2 separate regions of the Homo sapiens genome follow, and region 1 is linked to region 2. A link is a loop called in an ENCODE intact Hi-C map of the cell type or tissue named here. Cell type or tissue: gastrocnemius medialis. All regions are shown on one strand. Each heading gives the region's core, and the rest is flanking DNA. Links, peaks and the distances in the headings are about the cores only.

What was found. Peaks named below come from ENCODE experiments on the same cell type or tissue, not always from the same donor. Only the 100,000 strongest peaks of a DNase experiment are listed, where the experiment ranks them.
Region 1: a loop joins it to region 2, with 2.8 times the contacts of the local background. A loop is called at or near these places in 2 of 110 quality-filtered maps.

The regions. Positions count from the first base shown.
Region 1 is chr22:35,735,650-35,744,654 of GRCh38, reverse strand. It overlaps RBFOX2 (RNA binding fox-1 homolog 2), which reads left to right. Exons shown (of 14, transcript NM_001349999.2): 14 at 406-5,919. The coding sequence ends at 450. Among named protein-coding and RNA genes, the nearest start is that of APOL5, 22 kb to the right of the region's middle. In gastrocnemius medialis, for the core only: a CTCF peak has its summit at 4,815; a DNase peak (open chromatin) is centred at 4,824; H3K27ac peaks cover 1,844 bases.
Region 2 is chr22:35,429,399-35,438,403 of GRCh38, reverse strand. It overlaps a transcript of MCM5 not described here. Among named protein-coding and RNA genes, the nearest start is that of MCM5, 34 kb to the right of the region's middle. RefSeq lists an enhancer at 2,761-3,262. In gastrocnemius medialis, for the core only: a CTCF peak has its summit at 7,405 (motif pointing left); a DNase peak (open chromatin) is centred at 7,383; H3K27ac peaks cover 260 bases.

The sequences.
Region 1 (9,005 bases), core at 3,702-6,201, 310 kb before region 2:
GGGTCATATGTGAGAAGGAGAAACTGGTGATCTGTTTTCCACCAGGATTATAAGGCTGTATCAAGGTAAACAAAAACCTGTGCTTTTAAAAATCAAACTCTTTGCGGAACTTGTTTTCAACTGTGTATTGTTTCCCTTCTGTGCTAATTCATGTAAATAATGAAATAAAATGTCGTCATACTCTCCTTGAGAATATCAGGTCAGCAATAAATGTGTTGGGCTCTGGTCTGAGCACCTTAGAAGCAGAAGTTGGTTTCCTGACTTCACTGCACAAGGCAATGCTTGATCAGTTGCTTTGAGGCTTCGAAGCAGGCTGTTTCTAGATCCCTCTCTGGACATTTTTCTTCACTGTTAATGCTTCTCTCATCAACCTTTTAATTATTTTTATCTCTTTAATTACTGCAGGCGAGTTTATACCGAGGTGGCTACAGCCGATTTGCCCCCTACTGAAGTGACGTGAGACCCCTGCAAATGGGACAGCCCCCCAGTTCATGAGGCCTGGCTATTGCAATATTTACTAGTAGAGGAACTCTATAGCAAGATGAAGAGGAAAAACAAACAAACAAACAAAAAAAAACACAAAAAAAGAAAGAATACTTTTTTATACCTCACTATGTTCTTTGAATATGTATTTTTCCTTTAAATTTCTGCCTTTAATTCTTTTGTTCCAAAGATTGTGCATTTTTTTCTTTTTTTTTTTAAACTGTGGTAAAAAAAAAAAAAATAATGCATTTCCATGTCTGTATGTCCGTGCTTAGCTTATTCTATCAATCACGGAAGAGGCAGTCAAGGAGGAAGGAGAGACATTAGGAGCCGATAAATGCATCTGATCAGAAATCAGCAGACAGAATTACCAAAGTGTATCTGGTGCTGAATGACTGGGGGACAAGCAGAAGTGGAAGAGATCTTTCTGCAACAGGATATTCTTCTAGTCTTCTGAGTTTCTGGTCTTTGACAGGCAATTCTGGTTGGCTGTGGCTGGAATCCACATGCTGATAGATAGGAATTTGTGCTTACAAAGCAGGAGAATTAAAAAGACGCTTTCCTCTCCTCTTCCCTCCTGTCTTCTCCGTTCTTTTTACAATCATCTTACACGCACAGCCTGAGACAGCTGGCATAGTTTTTGGAATTATAGTATTGATATTTCCAAACGTGCTCTCAGACAGTGGATAATAAACACCTCATTAGGAAACCGATCTCAGAATGAACTCTGGAGTATGAAAAAGATCATTTCTTTTTGTTCCTGTAACCTAGCATTCCTTCTAGGCTTCTTCTCCTTTAATTGAACCACAGCTTAGCTCATGTATTCTTTTATTAACACCCTGCTCTCATGTCCATAAGATTCAGGAATTTAGGACCCAGGGACAGAAAAGTGAATAAGCCAGTGACCAGATTTCCCCCAGATGTCTTGAGGATTAGAAGTACAAATTGTTGACAGCCATTAAAGAGGGTGAGGAAGGGAAAAGGAATATTAGAAGATCTGGTATTTCTTACTTTTTTCTTGCCTCAGAAAGTACAAAGTTTAAAAAATAGAATAAAGAATCTGCTGGGGAAAGATAGAGTACCAGGTCCTAGGTCAGTAGTCCCTGGAAGTTTTGGTGATGAGGACATGGAAGGGCAGGCAGAGGCACTTTGTACTTGCTCCAAAGCCATAGGAATTTTCATCTTCCAGAGCCTTTATGAGTCACTTCTCTATCCACAGTCTTGAGCCTGTGGCTATCCCGCTGAGCTTCTCACTGTCCTCCAAAAACACCCCGCTGAGCACCCGGACCACTTTGTACACATTAACACTACAGGACATAAAATGCAGAGGCCCTGAGATTGCTGCCCTCCCATATTGGAAGGAGGGTCTGCGATGGCAAGGGTCTTCTATATCACCAGAAAGAGTCGCGCAGTGAGTCACTGCCGTTGCCATCTGGCTGTAATTTTCTATGTTATCAAGGTAGGAGGGAGTGTTTCTCTTCTAGCTGTTAGATAGAACTGATAAAAGCAAGTGTCCTACAGCATTTCCCAAATGAAGGCATTAGGAAATAGAAAAGCACGGTCTTTTTGGCTCCCTGGTCTAGTCACATTGGTACTAGGGTGACCTTTCACCCAAGGGACAGCTGCTAAAGGGAGTAATTCAGAGACATGGAGCTTCTGGTTATGGGTTTGTTTTGGGTTTGTTTTTAACTCCTGCCTCCACACATGTTCTTGACTGATAACTGACTCATGTCCCTGAATTAAAATGACTGACCTATGACAGCATCAAGCATTCTTTGTAAGCAGAGTGATATATCTGAGAGGGCGTTGACCTGTTGTGTAGAATACATATCCTTTCCCCCTTCAGAATCCTGTCTCGCCTCGTAACTGGGAGAGAGGCTGTGCCTGAAACTAGGGGCGATGTCAAGGAAGCTAGAGGCCTCGATGCAATTATTACTGACTCTGGGGAGGAAGACAGAGAATAAGGGGACACCAACTGCCCAGTCCACTGGCCATTTTTAAGGGTCCCCCCACCCCAAGCCAAAGTTTGGTTTGTTGCTGTTAAGACAATTTTTGTTGTATGTATATAAATATTTTAGTTAGAGGAGCGGGGAATGGGATGCGGGCTTTCACAGTTCTAGGGAATGGGGGCAGGGAGGATTTTGCTTTTGCTTTTGCTTTGAGGGAGAACTTTAGCTGACTAAAAAAACAGAAGTTTGGGGTCATGATCACAAAGGGGCCATTCCCAAAAGATGGCAAGCCACGTATTCAGTGGAGACTAGGCCAAATTCTAAATGGTTTTATCCATAGCAGGGGAGAATAGGAGAATGAGTTTAAGAGTTTTTCTCTTCTTTTTTCCTAGAAAGAGGTAAGGATAATGGGAAAGGTAGAGAAGGCGGCTCCCACAGACCTTTTAAGAGAGGCAGAATCTTGAGCTTGAGGCACCTTGAGTGCATCTCAGTTCAGCTGGTTCTGGCTGAGGCCTCCAAAGGCAAGCTCTGTGCTTTCCAGTGGTTTCTGCTGCATTTCCAGGGATGGTGTTTAACACCGCTTCCTCCAGCTCCCTTTTCTAAGAAAGAATAAATGGAGTTCTGCTTTTTATGAAAGGGTCTTTGGTTTTCAGTGTCAACACTGAGAATTGGGGCTCTTGCAAGCATCTGGATTTCACAGTATCAACCTCCCCGTCACCTTTTGAACTTTGAGACTCCGTACGGTCAACTTCACCAGAGGCAGGTTGCTCGAAGCAGCACTGCTTGTCTGTTCCTGACTCTGGTTCTCACTGTATTAAAAAAGAGAGTCAGAGGAGTCTGGCATTTCGTGAGTTTGTTAGAGGATGCTGGCTGATAATTCCAGAAAACTTACTGATGCTAAATCACAGTACATGCATGATTCTTTTTCAGCTTTACTATAGTTCATGACCTGGACTTTCTGTACTCTTGGAAGCTGGGCTCCTTAAAGGAGGCCTCTAGTGAACACCTTTATCTCCATGTCCCTCTTAGAGCCCAGAGAGCTGCCCATAGGCATTTTCCAGAATTCCTCATGTCACCTAGTTCAATTTCCATTAACTCAGATCAGCCATTGTGATTCACCATTTGTCAGGCTCTCAGGTTTAACAAAACCTACTATCACCATCATCCTTCAACAGCCACAGTCTGAATTGAGCCAACATTTTTTTTTCTTTGAGAAAGAAGTGGACTGGGGCACAACTTTTAGTCTGAGGGGAGCTAGTGGAAATCTAGACAATAGAAGTCATCGATAGCAGCTTTTCCTCAAATGTGTGACTCCTCAGGGGCTAAACTGCTCTTAGCTTAGAATTATGCTTTACTAGAGATCTAGCAGATAAGTGGGTTAATCACTACCATCCTGTAACTAGTTATATAGCTTCCAGACATGAGGGAGACATCAAACAGGGATGGAAGCAACCCCAAGGATATGCAAGAAGGGCATGATGAACCCCCTTCCCTCTGGCAGGAGAACAAGGCCAACCAAGGGACAGACTGGAAAGCACTTAGATGTTTAAGGAGGAGAAAGGGGAAGCTTTGACCAGTCCTTGCCTTTTGCCAAGTTCAGCCAGTTCTCCGCTGCTTGCAACCTCTAGCGCAGTAACATTTGCAGAATTGCAGATTTTCCCCCAGATACTAGGAGGAAAGGGACTTTGGGGGGTGGGGAAGGGGTCGTGGTGTTTTAAAAGCATAAGTTACCTGTTTGCACTGTTTTAAGATAGGAAAAAAAAATAGTGGGCAAGGTGAACATCAGACGTAAATTTGTGTGTTTTTATTTTGTCATGCTCTTGAAAATGTTTGACCATTTGTAGTATACACAGTGAAACTTGATTCTCTGTTGCATAAAACACTATATTTTTTTGGAAATGTTACTGTCCAAAAGCCTCTTCCCTCCCTTTCCTTTTCCTATGTACTTCCTTCATACTTGCTTTACTGATCAGCCAGGCAATAGCCATCCAAGAGCTAGAGCATGAAACAGGGCCCTTTCCAAGTAGGCTCTGGGTGTCCTAAGCCAGCGTGTGCCCTCTGGTTTAGTGAGTGTAATAGAGTCCCTGGCACCTTTCTTTGCAAATGAGGCTAACAGACCAGACTGCAGCAAGTTATCAGATTCCTCAATCAGATGCACTAGGAGTGAGGAGCCCAGGGATGGAGGGGGTTCCTGAAGTATTGCAGTTGGCTGTAGTAGCTGAGTTCTTTTCCATGTTACCGAAACTGTAGCCAGTTACAGTTTACTCAGGAAAACGGTAGATCAATTCAGCCATGGTAGTGCTGGTTGGCAGGGATTGGTAACGGAGAGAACTGCTCATCAGCCAAAACTCAAGCCTTGCCTTTTAGGAGGCCACCAGCAGAGGGACTTGGTCCTCCTTGTCTGGTACTTGTGTACATGCCGGTGACCTGAGGACTCCACTCACACTGGCGAGCAAAAAGGGAGCAGTGATTCTCTTTTCTCTCCCCACCCCCTGCCCTTTGTTACCAACACCAGTTTCCCAGGGGGTACATGAGTTTCTGAATTTTTAAAAAATGTTTTTGGTTTGGTTTTTCTGGGGACTGATAAGTGCTTTAAGCAATGTCCATACCCCGTCAAGACTCCCAGCTTAGTCATTTTCTTGTATTTTTCTGTTCACAGTATTTGTGTGTGTGCTTGTTTTGGCAGCTCATTTTGGCTGTATTATATATTGAGTGATGAATTGATCCTCTTTTTTCCCTAAGGGATATGAATTGTTTTTCTTGTGTTATATTCTGCTTGTGAATAGCTGGAGCAAACCTGGGGCTGACACGCGTAAGCTAGGGCTGCAAAGCGAGAAGAGAGCCGGTGGAGTGTACTTGTCCCTGACAGGCTGACCTACCTGAGTCTCTGAGCTTTTCAGTCCAAATCTTTGCAAGGCTCAAAATGCCACAGAACCTCTCCTCTTCTCCCCACTCCCCATGGCAGGGACCGGACCATCCCTACATGCAACATGCTGTTCCTCCAGCCCCTCCCATTGCCATGGCAAAACAGGTACCTTTGGGGCATGGGGGCATTACATGGGATGCTTGTGTAATCGACCACCTAGCCTTCTCTCTCCCCTCCCGTCCTCCCCCAGAATCACTTCCTAGGACACCCGAGCTGCTTGCCCAGGGTCCTGTTTCCCTGCTAACTCCAGAGAAGCATCCCAGGGCTTTGTGACAGTCTCTAATTCCCTTCCCTTCTCGTTAAGAATCATATTGTATAGTAGCTTTCAGACCATACAGTATTCATTGGGTTACTCCTATTATTATCAAGTAGCTGGAATTGTGAAGGTCGGAGTAGTTAGATCTTTAGCTTTTATTCCTTATTTTTTTGTATTACTCTCCATGTGTATAAATTATTGATCATGTTGCTGGCTTTTATAAACTCTAAGCGAAGGAGGAGCACTGCCTCAGCCTTTGCACATGGTAATGAAGCACTGTTTTTAAATAAAAGAGAGAAACACCATTCTTTGGGCTGTGTGTATTAATCCTCGTTCCCTGTTGCCTCTGCCTGAGGCTCCAAAGATACCACTTGGATTTGACTTTTTAAGCGGGGGGCGGGGGGGACAAGAAGGAAAAGTGCCAGGCGTTCTAAGGTGAGACGTTCTAAATGGTGATGAGAAGCCAGAAGGTAAGCGTGTGTCAGCTGCTCTCAGCTTCCCCAGCTGTGAACTCCAGTCTGTCCAAAAGCTGCTTCTGAAATCTTTCAGCTTCACTTCTTCACCGTCCACCCTCCCCTAGATTCAACTGCTGCCTTTACTGTACCACAGACACTGTCCTTGCCAGGGGCTGTGGCCCCACTTGACCTTATCAAAGTGTTATTTCCCTGCCTTGCCTCCTCTGTCCCTGCTGCCCCTGGCTCTCCGGCTGCCACCCAGGCTCCTTCACTTTTTGTTCAGCCATAGAAAATATGTCCTGCCTAGCCCTTTCCTCCCTGTTTCTTTTCTTTTTTTCCCCTTGAGACAGGGTCTCACTGTGTCGCCCAGGCTGGAGTGCAGTGGTGTGATCAAGGCTCACTGTAGCCTCAAACTCCTGGGCTCAAGTGATCCTCCCACCTCAGCCTCCCGAGAAGCTGGAACTACAGGTGCACGCCACCACACCCGGCAACATTTTTTGTAGAGATGGGGCTACACTGTGTTGCCCAGGCTGGTCTCGAACTCCTGGCCTCAAGTGATCCTCCCACCTCAGCCTCCCAAAGTGCTGGCATTACAGGCATGAGCCAGCACACCTGGCCTCTTTTCTTTCTTACCTGTGCTGAAACCCATCCCTTGCTGCATTTGTTTCGTTTCTCAGCCAATAATTCCCAAATCTCTGAAATTCTCCATAATCCATAAATCTCTAACTCCCTTCACTTCACCATATGAGATCATCATGCTTCCTATTTCACAGAATATGGAGGTTGTCAGACATAGTCTCCCTGAATGAAGTTTCCCTACCAGATCTACAAGCCTACTTGAATTCCACACAGGGTGTCTTTCCCCTTCTCTCTCGTTCTATTAGAGGCATTCTTCACATCACCGTGAACCCCACACCTGTGCTCTGCATCCCAGCCTTTCCCACCTGCTCGGTGCTTTGCTTCAGTTTCCTCCCTTGCCTGGTTTGCCTCTTCCTCTCAATAGTCCCTTTGGCACTTAAGCGTGCTTAGATCTTAAGTTAAAAAAAAAATTGGAAAATCTCAAGTTATTCCTTGTACTCTTTTTTTTTTTTTTTTTTTTTTTTTTTTTTGAGACAGGGTCTCACTCTGTTGCCCAGGCTGCAGTGCAGTGGTGCTATCTCGACTCACTGCAACCTCTGCCTCCCAGGTTCAAGCAATTCTCTTTCGTCAGCCTCGTGAGTAGCCGGGATTATAGGAATGCACCACCAAGCCTGGCTAATTTTTGTATTTTTGGTAGAGACGGAGTTTCACCATGTTGGTCAGGCTGGTCTCAAACTCTTGACCTCAAAGATTCACCCGCCTCGGCCTCCCAAAGTGCTAGAATTATAGGTGTGAGCCACCACACCTGGCCCTAAGTTGTTTCTTTTGTGGCAAACTTCTGGAATAAGTTTCTACCGGCTGACTCCAATTACTTGATCTTCACCCTGTGGCTGCCTGCCTTCTACCTCCAGTACCTGGAAGCAGCCCCTGAGGATGACAGTGAACGGATGCTCCTCTGTTCACCTGCTTGACTGCTGAGTGTTCCCAAGGCTGCTTCCCTTGTGTGTTGGACTGTGACAGGCCAAAGTGAGCGAGTACCTCACCACCACCACCCACTCCAAGCTGGCACGTCCTTGCCCGGCCTCGTCTTATCTCCTAAACTGGTCTCCTTGCCTCCACCTTTTCTCCGACAGCTCTCCATCGCCGAAGTTTGTTCTCTCGACAGCCTGTTCAATCGGATTGTGACGTGCTTTTGTGCAAACTTCTTTGGCTTCCCATCCCGTAGCCAGTTCCAAGTCCTTATTTTGGTCTACAAGGCCCTGTACAATGTGCTCCCCTGGTAGTTTATTTGGTGTCTGTCTTTCTGTACTAAAATGCAGGCACCTGGAGGTCAAAGACTTTGTTCTGTTGGCTGCTGTATCTCCATTTGCCTGGTGCATTGTAAGCATTCAGTACCTATTTGTTGAATTACTGCTTTCCATTTTGGATGTAAATGATGCACTTTTCAGCCCTGCCTTCCTCCACATTGCCACCCCTAGTAACAACAGTGGACATGAGTGTGGAGCGCTGTTGGTGGCACTTGCCCATTTTCACTCCTTTCATCTTCCCAGCAGCTCTGTGAGGCGGGTGCCCCCTGAGGCACTTCTGTCTGCAGCTCCTGCTCCTGCCTTCCTGCTGGGTTTGACAAGCATGCAAAACCTGGATTGCCCCTTCCCCAGGCCATTTCTGGGGGTTGTGTTTGCAGCAAGAAAACTTGTATCCCCTCAGGACAAACAGCAAGCTTGCTTACTACCTGTTATAAAAGAGGTGGATCCCCTAAGCTCAGTGCTCCTCAGCTGCAGCGCAAACCTACTACCTGCGCCACATCTATCCAGGCCTGTGGGACTCGGGGGCTCATGGAACTGTTCCATATGCTGGTGCTCATGCTGCCTGCTGCACTGTGAGTAATAAAGTCCTTTGCCTCTCACCGAGTCGTGTGTCTTCCACCAATATCCGTGAAACAATAACAGGCTAATGCATCAGCTTCTAAGGAAGGAGAAATCAAAGCCTATACCTGACAGTATTGTTATTCCTCTGTTAAAAGATGAAGCTGGACGCATAGAGAGATTAACTAACTTTCTCAAAGTCACATAAGTAGGAAGTTGCAGAACCAGGATCCAAACCCAGGCAGTTGCTCCCAAGTGTATGCCTTTAACCTCTGACTGCTAGTGTTTCTAAGTGCTGCTCTTGTGGAAACCCCACAGAAATCAGAGCCAGCACTGCACTCCTGTCTCTGGCTGCCTCTCTGCCTCTTGTAGGCTCCTCTTCCTCCAGCTCTCTTTTAAATCTTGTTATTCCTCTAGGGCTCAGTTGTAGGCCAACTTCTTCCCATACTCCACTGAAAAGATCACTGTTGAGACCCATTTCTGCCTGTAAGC
Region 2 (9,005 bases), core at 6,283-8,782:
GGTGGGTGGATGGATGGATGGATGAATGGATGGATAAATATGTGGGTGGGTGAGTGGATGGATGGATGGATGGATAGATGGACGGATGAACGGATGAATAGGTGAGTGGGTGGATGGACGGATGAATATGTGGGTGGGTGGGTGGGTGGGTGGATGAATATGTGGGTGGGTGGGTGGATGGATGGATATGCATGTGGGTGGATGGATGAATGGATGGAAGTCAGACAAGCAGCAGTTCCCAGGCTAAGAGCAGGGTTATTTACACATACCCCTTTGGCATCTGTCTGAAAGGTAGGGATGGGGTTTCCTAAGAGACAATGGTCCGTGCCTGGGTCCTTCTGCCTGGAAGATCTTTACCCTTTCCCTTCCTTGCCCTCGCTTGGTGAATAGGGAGATGAAGAGGACAAGGGGAAACGACAGGCCAAACATTACCACTAACTTGCTGTGTGTCCTGGGACTAGTCACTCCCCTTCTCCTCTGGGCCTGTCTCCCTCACTAAAATGTGAAAAAATAGGACTAGATTGACACTTTCCAACCTGGCTGGTATCAGAATCCTCTGGGAAGCTTGTGAAAATGCAGATGCCCAGGCCTCAGACCCATTAAACCAGCATCAGTTTTTAACAGGCTACCCAGGTGACTCTCACAATTGGTCAGATTTGGAGATAAGGGACTAAAAGGTCCCCAGGGCCTCAGTTGTGACACCCCGACTCATGGCTAGGTATGGCCCTTTCTGTAACCCGTCTTCTTTCCCTCTTTCATCTCCTCTCTGATAGTCAGGAACCTTTCAGTTACAAGGTCAGGAGCCCGACCCACCCTAACTGAAAGGAAATCTATTTGCAGACATACAAAGAAATTCACAAAGCAGAACTGCCTTCAGGCTTAGCTGGATCCAGGGGTTCAAAGATTCTCAAGGCTGTCATTCCATCTCTCAGCTGTTTCCTCAGTGTATCAGTTTCATTCCCACGTAGGCTCTGTCTACATGGCATGATGATGGCTGCTGGCCCACCCAACTCTTGTTATGCCACCCCACAATCCTGTAGAAAGTGAGAGAACCTCTCTCTTTTGGTGTCCATGAATCAAATCTCAAAGACTGATTGGCCCAGCCTGAGTCACCTGCCCACCAGGAGCCAATCCTTAGGCCAGGGGATGGGGCATTCTGATTGGCCAGTCCAGTCACATGACCAAAGAAACCCAGTATGTTCGGGGCACTGCCCATTCCCTAGGCCTAAGCCCTGGTCAATTCCCAGCCATGGGCACTTCCTGTAAGGGGGAGGGGAGGAGAGCCCAGCATCCTCCTGGGGCTGTTCTGCATGCAGGTGTCAACTGATCACCTGCCCAGAAGTCAGAAGTTTGTGGCTGTGTTCAGAGAAATTTCTGGAGGATCCAGGCCAATGGCCTCCTCATGTCCTCTGAAGGAGGTGGCCCTAGTGACGCGAGGCTGAGTCTTGGGACCCCTCTCCATCTGGCTTTGTGAAGTCACCCTTCCATCCTCATCTGCGAACTGACTCTCCCCCTGGCAAAGCTTGGGTTTCTAGGCCCACAGATAAACGTCTTTTCTACCCACCCCATAATCCCAAGGGCACTTTGCCAGCCCCTTCTCATTTGTTTGTGAAGGTCGGGTGGGGATATGATTACAGCCAGGCTGCCTTCCTAGGACAGGGTCCTGACCCAGAATGGCCTGTGGCCCTGCCCCAATGGGTTTGGACATGGGAAGGTGATGCAGGGGCAGAAAGCCAGGGCTGGGGAGAGCTGAGCAGCTCTGCACAAGAGTGAAGGGGGGAATTGAGGGGGAGAGGGCACGAAGCCAGGGAGATGGAAAAAGGCCAGAAGCCCCGGCCCATGAGATGTGCAGGGTGCAGTGGGCGCTGGCAAAGGAGTAGAAACAGCAGGGCCCCCTCATAGAAAACGTGAAGCCCCCAGGTGCCCCTTCTGCCCAGCTTTCAATAAAGCCTTGCACATAAGAGAGGGCTTTGGTGGAAACTGAGGAAGGGGCTGAACTCCAAGCCTGGATGCTGTCACATGTAACAGCGTGTGGAGGTAGTGGCGAGGCCTGGAAGCTGCGGAAGGTCAGAGAAGCAGGAGCATGAAGCCTCTGGGGCCCATGCGGTCTGTGGGTGGGGAGGCTGTTAAGAGCTGGATCCAGGCCGGGGAGGGCAGGGGTCCCAAACACCATCTTGGACCCATCGGGGCTAGCCATTTTCCCTCCATTTTCTTTTTTTCTTTTTTTTTTTTTTTTTTTGAGACTGAGTTTTGCTCTTGTTGCCCAGGCTGGAGTGCAGTGGTGCGATCTCAGTTCACAACCTCTGCTTCCCAGGTTCAAGCGATTCTCCTGCCTCAGCCTCCCGAGTAGCTGGGATTACAGGCATGCACCACCATGCCCAGCTAATTTTTGTATTGTTAGTAGAGATGGGGTTTCTCCATGTTGATCAGGCTGGTCTTGAACTCCCGACCTCAGGTGATCCGCCCGCCTCGGCCTCCCAAAGTGCTGGGATTACAGGCGTGAGCCACCGCGCCCGGCCATTTCCTTCCATTTTCATTCAACTGGGGGAAGCACAGCAAAAAATACCCTCTCCTTTTCCCTCTCAAGCAGACATGCCCGAGAGGTTGCCCAGCAGGCCTGCAGCAGATGCAGGACTAGAACCCAGGCCTCCGCCTCCAAGGCCAAGTTAGGGAGGCTGGCAGGGGGTGCCTACTGGGTCTCCCCCTCCCTCTGCCTGCCCCTCCTGGCCAGGGTTGTGTCCCACTCAGACCCACTGTGCCAAGGCTTCAGGCGACAAGCCCACAGGACAAAGGCTGCAGCAGGAAGACCCGGGAACAAAGCTGCTGCTGTGTAGACCAAGTTCAAAAATAAGCCAGACTCCCCGAGAGTCTGGTCACCATAGCAACGGGGGAGTTGTTCTGCAGAAGCCTCCTCACTGAAAGGCCCGGTGGCCACCACCTTCTTCCTCCCCTCCCTGAGGAATCAAGTCCCACCAGCACCAGGAGGAGCCTCTGGTGTCTTCACACATGCACATGCTGTCCCACCAAGTCCCCATCGAGGCCCCACCGCGGCCCTGAGAGACAGCCAGGGTCATTGTCACTCTGCACACTGGACCCCTGGGGTTCTGAGACAGAGGTCCTCACCAGGGTCACACACAGCTCAGGTCTGTCTGCCTCCAGGTCCAGCAATGCACAGCAAATTGGGAGGCCTGTATTCAAACTCCCATCTCTCTCCCTGCCTCCCAGCCTCCTCCTCATTCCTTTTTGTTTGTTTGAGATGGAGTCTTGCTCTGTCGCCCAGGCTGGAGTGTAGTGGTGCTATCCCAGCTCACTGCAACCTCCACCTCCCGGGTTCAAGCAATTCTCCTGCCTCAGCCTCCTGAGTAACTGGGACTACAGGCACCTGCCACCATACCCAGCTAATTTTTGTATTTTAGTAGAGATGGGGTTTTGCCACGTTGGCCAGGCTGGTCTTGAACTCCTGACCTCAAGTGATCCACCCACCTCGACCTTCCAAAGTGCTGGGATTACAGGCGTGAGCCACCGCGCCCTGCCTCCTCATTCCTCTGTGCCTCAGTTTCCCCCTCCCACCCAAAGCATTGTCGGGGTAAAGATGGGGACAGTTGTGCGTCCTTCCCAGGCTATTAGTGGTGAACAGGCATGATCACCCATGAGCAGGAACTGTGGGACTCTTGTCATAATCTCCTGTCCTCAGTGTTTCATTACAGCAGTGTCCCGTGTGGCATTCACTAATAGTTCCTCCTTGTGGGGTAAAGGTGTTGTCAGACAGGCTGTGGTAGGAATGCCCAAGCTTTCTCATCCCACTTCTGGAGATAGGCCCTTTCCCGCCTGGTCACAAAAGCAGGAAATGATCTGGACCTGACCAATTGATCTTGGCATCTCATCTCTCTGGCCACTGTGATTGGTCCAGGAGATAATGACTGGCCCAAGCACAGCCAATCAGAGAGCTCCCCTGGGACCGATAAATGGATACTGAGAGAAAAAAGCTCTTTCTTGGCAGAGAGGGTGGGGAGTTCAGGTTACTGACTTGGGACTTCCATGGGGCCTTGTCCCACACAGTGTGTAGAAGATGTATCATCAGGGTTCAGTGACAGACAACGGAATCCATTCCAGCTAGTAGGGAAAAAAAGGGCTTTTTTTTTTCAAGCATATTATTACTAAGTGTCTGAGCATCCAGGAAAGCTGCCTAAAACGCTGCTGAACTGGGCTAAGATGCCAGGGCTCCTGCCTCCATCAAGAAGCTGTGGAATTCAGAAGCCACCATTACAACTGCCAGCTCCAGCATTAGGCCTGCACTCTACCACCATCCACACAGCAAAATGGATGCTTGGATGCTCCATGCCCTGCCTCTCTCCCCACGAAACTCAGTTCCAAATTCTAGTCTTGTGCGTTTGCATTCAATGGCAGGATTTCCATGCCATCAGAAACACTAGCTGCAAGAGAGTCTGGAAATGTGGTTAAGTTTCCCAGCCTCTGCAGCACGGGAAGGGATGCCACATGGAATCCCTTGAGTCCATGGGATCTTGGGGCCATTTAGTGGCTGCCCCCGACAGGGCTTGAGGGGAAGGACCTCACCACAGGCTCCAGTCCCCGGCCCAGTGCCTCTGAGGAGGGATGGGGAGGGTGGGGTAGGGGAGAATATTTCCAGCCTGTTGCACCAAATGTGCCCAGCCCTGGGTCCTGCAGATGGAAAAGTAGAAATGAAGCCTTGCTTGGCTGCTTCCCCCTCTCCTGCAGGATCCACCCCCAAGAAGGGGCAGGACGACAGAGTGGGGATATGAGGACAGAAGAGCGACTTACATACACCAACAATGGCAACACGTGGCAACCAATGCCATTAGGCATTCCCAATGAAATGAGAGACCCCCCCAAGGTCCCCAAAGGCAACCTGGGTTAGGAGAGGAGCATTGGACTAAGAGCCGAGGGGTCTGAGTTCTGACCCAGGGGAAGCCCCTAACAGACTGTTTGTGAGCATGCCACATGCCCTCTCTGAGCTGTGGTCAGAGAGGTTGCAGTCAGGGCTGTGATCTCATCTGAAGGCTGGATGGTGGTGTTAAAGATGGTGATGTTATACATGGTCTCATCTATAACATGGATGGTGACTTGATACTGCCTGGATCCTCTGGGGCTCCAAGGGTTGAAGTTCTATCATGCAAAGGGAATCAAGGGGCCAGGCCCAGTGGCTCATACCTATAGTCTCAACACTTAGGAGGTGGAGGCAGGAAGATCACTTTGAGCCCTCAAGCTTGAGGCTAGCCTGGGCAATATAGCAAGACCCTGTCTCTACAAGAAAATTAAGAAATAAGCCAGACATGGTGGTGCATGCCTGTAGTCCCAGCTACTCCAGGAGCTGAGGTGAGAGGATCCCTTGAGCCCACAAGGTTGAGGGTGCAATGGGCCATGACTGCACTACTGCACTCCAGCCTGAGCAACATTGTGAGACCCTGTCTCAAAAAACAAAGAGGATCAAGGATGATGGGACAGAGACAACCTAGGGGGTTCACCTGGGCTCCACCATCTGCCCCCGAGACACCTGCCCCCAGCAACTTTTACCCTCCCAGCTCTCCTGAGTGCCTGATTTCCTGGTCTCCCTCTAGGACCTCCCATCTCTAGCCTCACACAGCGCTGCCTGGCCCCAATCCCCAACCCCCTCCACTCTCCTCCAGCCTCTCACCCACCACCCCCCCGCACACACACACACAGAGCCAGATGAGGCTGGACCAGGCTGGAGTTGCCGAAGGGGCTGAGCAGATGGCCAGGGCCAGGGACTAGATAGTGACTGGGAATTATTCACCTGACTACATGGGCTGGTGTTAAGAGTCTGGGCCCTTGCTTTCCTCCCCAAGGAAGTTGGAGGAGATACTTCCAGACTCCACGCAGCAGCTCTCTGGTGCTTCTCCTCCCTGCTCTGCTCTACTGACAAGGAGCACGTTCTGTGTGGGGGCCGTGAACAGAACCGTCACACAGTACTTGAGCTCCCAGGGTGAGGCGCTTATGTAACTGATGCCTGCCTGCCACCTGTACTCCCCGCTAGACCCCCTGGCTTCATCTCAAAGCACAAGGCCACCCCGGTACCCACACACCAGGCCTCCATGGGGTCCCATCTCTTGAAATATCACAGAGCACTTGTTCTTTCTCACAAGGCTCTTCATGCTGGCGCTGACGTTCTTTCTGGATCTTTCTCCCCCAAGCAGGAAGAAACATGCTTTGTTCTCTGTATTCCCAGTGTCCCGGAAACCTGTGAATGCTTGGTAAATTTAGCTGAATGAACTAAAAGTATCAATAATAATAGAAACCCATAGAGAATGTAACAGGCACTAGTCTAAGAGCTCTGCATACATTCATGCATTTAATGCTCACCTCGCCCTTTATTGTAGGTACGGTCATTATCTCCATGACACAAACGGATGAATCAACAAATGCCACCACGTTCCTTCTGGGGAAAGGCACTGACCCGACAGATCAGGCCCATCACCAGGCATAAAGTGAGAGGGTGCCATGCTGAGTGTCCTCTATTATACCACCAGAAGCAGGCAGGGTGTTTCTGGAAGGAGGGCCCCCTGGAGGAGGAGAGGCACAGAGGGAACTGAAGTCTGGGTCGCTGGAGAAAACAGCCCCTTCAACTCTAAAGGAGTAGCTGGGCCTGAAGCTGGGGGGTTCCAGGAGCCAAGATCCTCAAACTCACCCATGAGTTTGAGTTTGACAGGGATGGCAGTGGGAACCTTAGGGCTGCGTGCTAGAAGCTGATGGGTTCCAGAGACCGAGTCACCCAGAAATCCCATCTAATTCTAAGATTTGATGAGTCCTATATCAGGAGGAGACAAGACCCGAGAAACTATCACTGTGGTCACCTCCAGGGTGGCTGGGGACGGTCAGAGAGAAGGGGGACTGGTTTTACTTTTGTCTTTTCACCCATGCGCTACCCATACAAAAAATAATACACGTGTATATTTGAACTGAATATTTCTAAGAGTCTAGCCTTCTAAGCCTCCAAGATTATTACAATCATTCTGAGATCCAGACTGATTCTCAGAGACTGCTGGCAAAGATTCGGGGGTTGGGCATCCGTGGGTTTGGACCCCGGCTCCGTGCATTTCTGTGCCTCAGTTTCCTGGTGTGTAACCCAGGACGAGGATACCCACTTCCGCTGGAGCATGATAACGATAACTCAGGCATCCCCCAGGATCTGTCACGCAGCAGAGCCTTTGTCCAAACAAAGCCAGTGGTGAATGCCCAGAACCAGAGGATCCTCCAGGCAGCGTCTGGGCTGCTGAGTCTGAGCCAGGGAGTTTCCAGATTCCCAGGGTAGGAGGCCGGGAAGTCCCTGGGAGCGCCTGGAGAGCTGGCCCTGCAGGCCAGGCCGGGTGGGTGCGGGAGGCTGCAGCCCCGGGCCTGGTGCTCTGGCGCCCCCTCATGGACACTGTTCTCCTCGCACCCCTGGGACAGCTGGAGAGGAGTGCCCTCATTCATCAAAAAAATTCTCCTGATTATTCAGGGTTATTTTTTTTAAAAAGACCAAAGCTAGAGACAAGGTAAGAGTCCCCACTGGTCCTTCTGTGTCCTGCATGGAAATACGACTGAAAAAAAAAAAAAAGGCTGGGTACAGTGGCTCACGCCTGTAATCCCAGGACTTTGGGAGGCCGAGGCAGGTGGATCAGGAGGTCAGGAGTTCCAGACCAGACTGGCTAGCATGGTGAAACCCCATCTCTACTAAAAATACAAAACAAAACAAAATTAGCCAGGCATGGTGGCACGCGCCTGTAGTCCCAGCTACTCGGGAGGCTGAGGCAGAAGAATTGCTTGAAACTGGCAGGCGGAGGTTGCAGTGAGCTGAGGTCGCACCACTGCACACTCTAGCCTGGGCGACAGAGCGAGACTCCATCTCAAAAAAAAAAAAAAAAGTCCCCACTGGCTGGTTTTGGGGCTCCAGGCCCAAAACACAGCATTAAGTGTTCAGAAGCTTTTGACACCTTTTGAGACACATAATGATTAACTACAGGCACTCCTGCCCAGCGGGCACCAGGTGCCCACTTCCTGGCAAAGCTCTTGTTATTTCACTGTATCTTCCTATACTCTCACTATACTCAGCCCACACTATTATCAATCCTCTTAACATCTGGGGGAACAGAGACCCAGGAAGATAAACTGAACTCAGGGCACACAGCTGGAAGTGGTGGCATTAGGTGTCACACTCAGGCCATGGACTCCGTCACCCTGTGTAAGGAGCAGTAATTTTCTCTCCCATTCTCTGCAGGCCCCTGAAAGGTACCATGCTCAATACCAGTGAACGCTGTTCAGCCCAACCTGACCACAACTCTTCCAGATGGGCTTTTATTCCCCCCATTTTTAGGGTGACCAACGGGTGTGCCTAGGGCTGAAGGGGCTCCTGGGATGCAAGACTTTCGGTGTTAACACCAGAAAAGCCCGACCCATTTTACAGACACGGAAACTGAGATTTGGAGAGGGTAATATATTCCACAGCTATTGAGCATGGAGCCCAGAAGTCTTGCTCTAGAATGAGGCCTACTGGCTGAGAAGCACTAGGCTGAGCTGGTTCTCTAAGGAAGAACAAAAAATGGCTGGGCACGGTGGCACAGGCCTGCACTTTTTGAGGCTGAGGTGGGCGGATCACCTGAGGCCAGGAGTTTGACACCAGCCTAGCCAACATGGTGAAACCCCATCTCTACTAAAAATACAAAAATTAGCCAGCTACAGTGGCGCGCGCCTGTAGTCCCAGCTACTCGGGAGCCTGGGGCAGGAGAATTGCTTGAACCAGGAGGTGGAGGTTGCAGTGAGCCAAGAGAGCAAGCCACTGCACTCCAGCCTGGGTGACAGAGCAAGACTCCATCTTAAAAAAAAAAGGAAGAACAAAAAACAAGGGCAGGAGGGGTGAGGAGGAATGGCAGGAGAGAATTCTAGAATCTCAGAGCCCGGAACAATCAATCTTGAAATCTTGAAGGCAATAATATCTCCTAAGAAGACGACCCTTGGTGGCTCACCCAGAT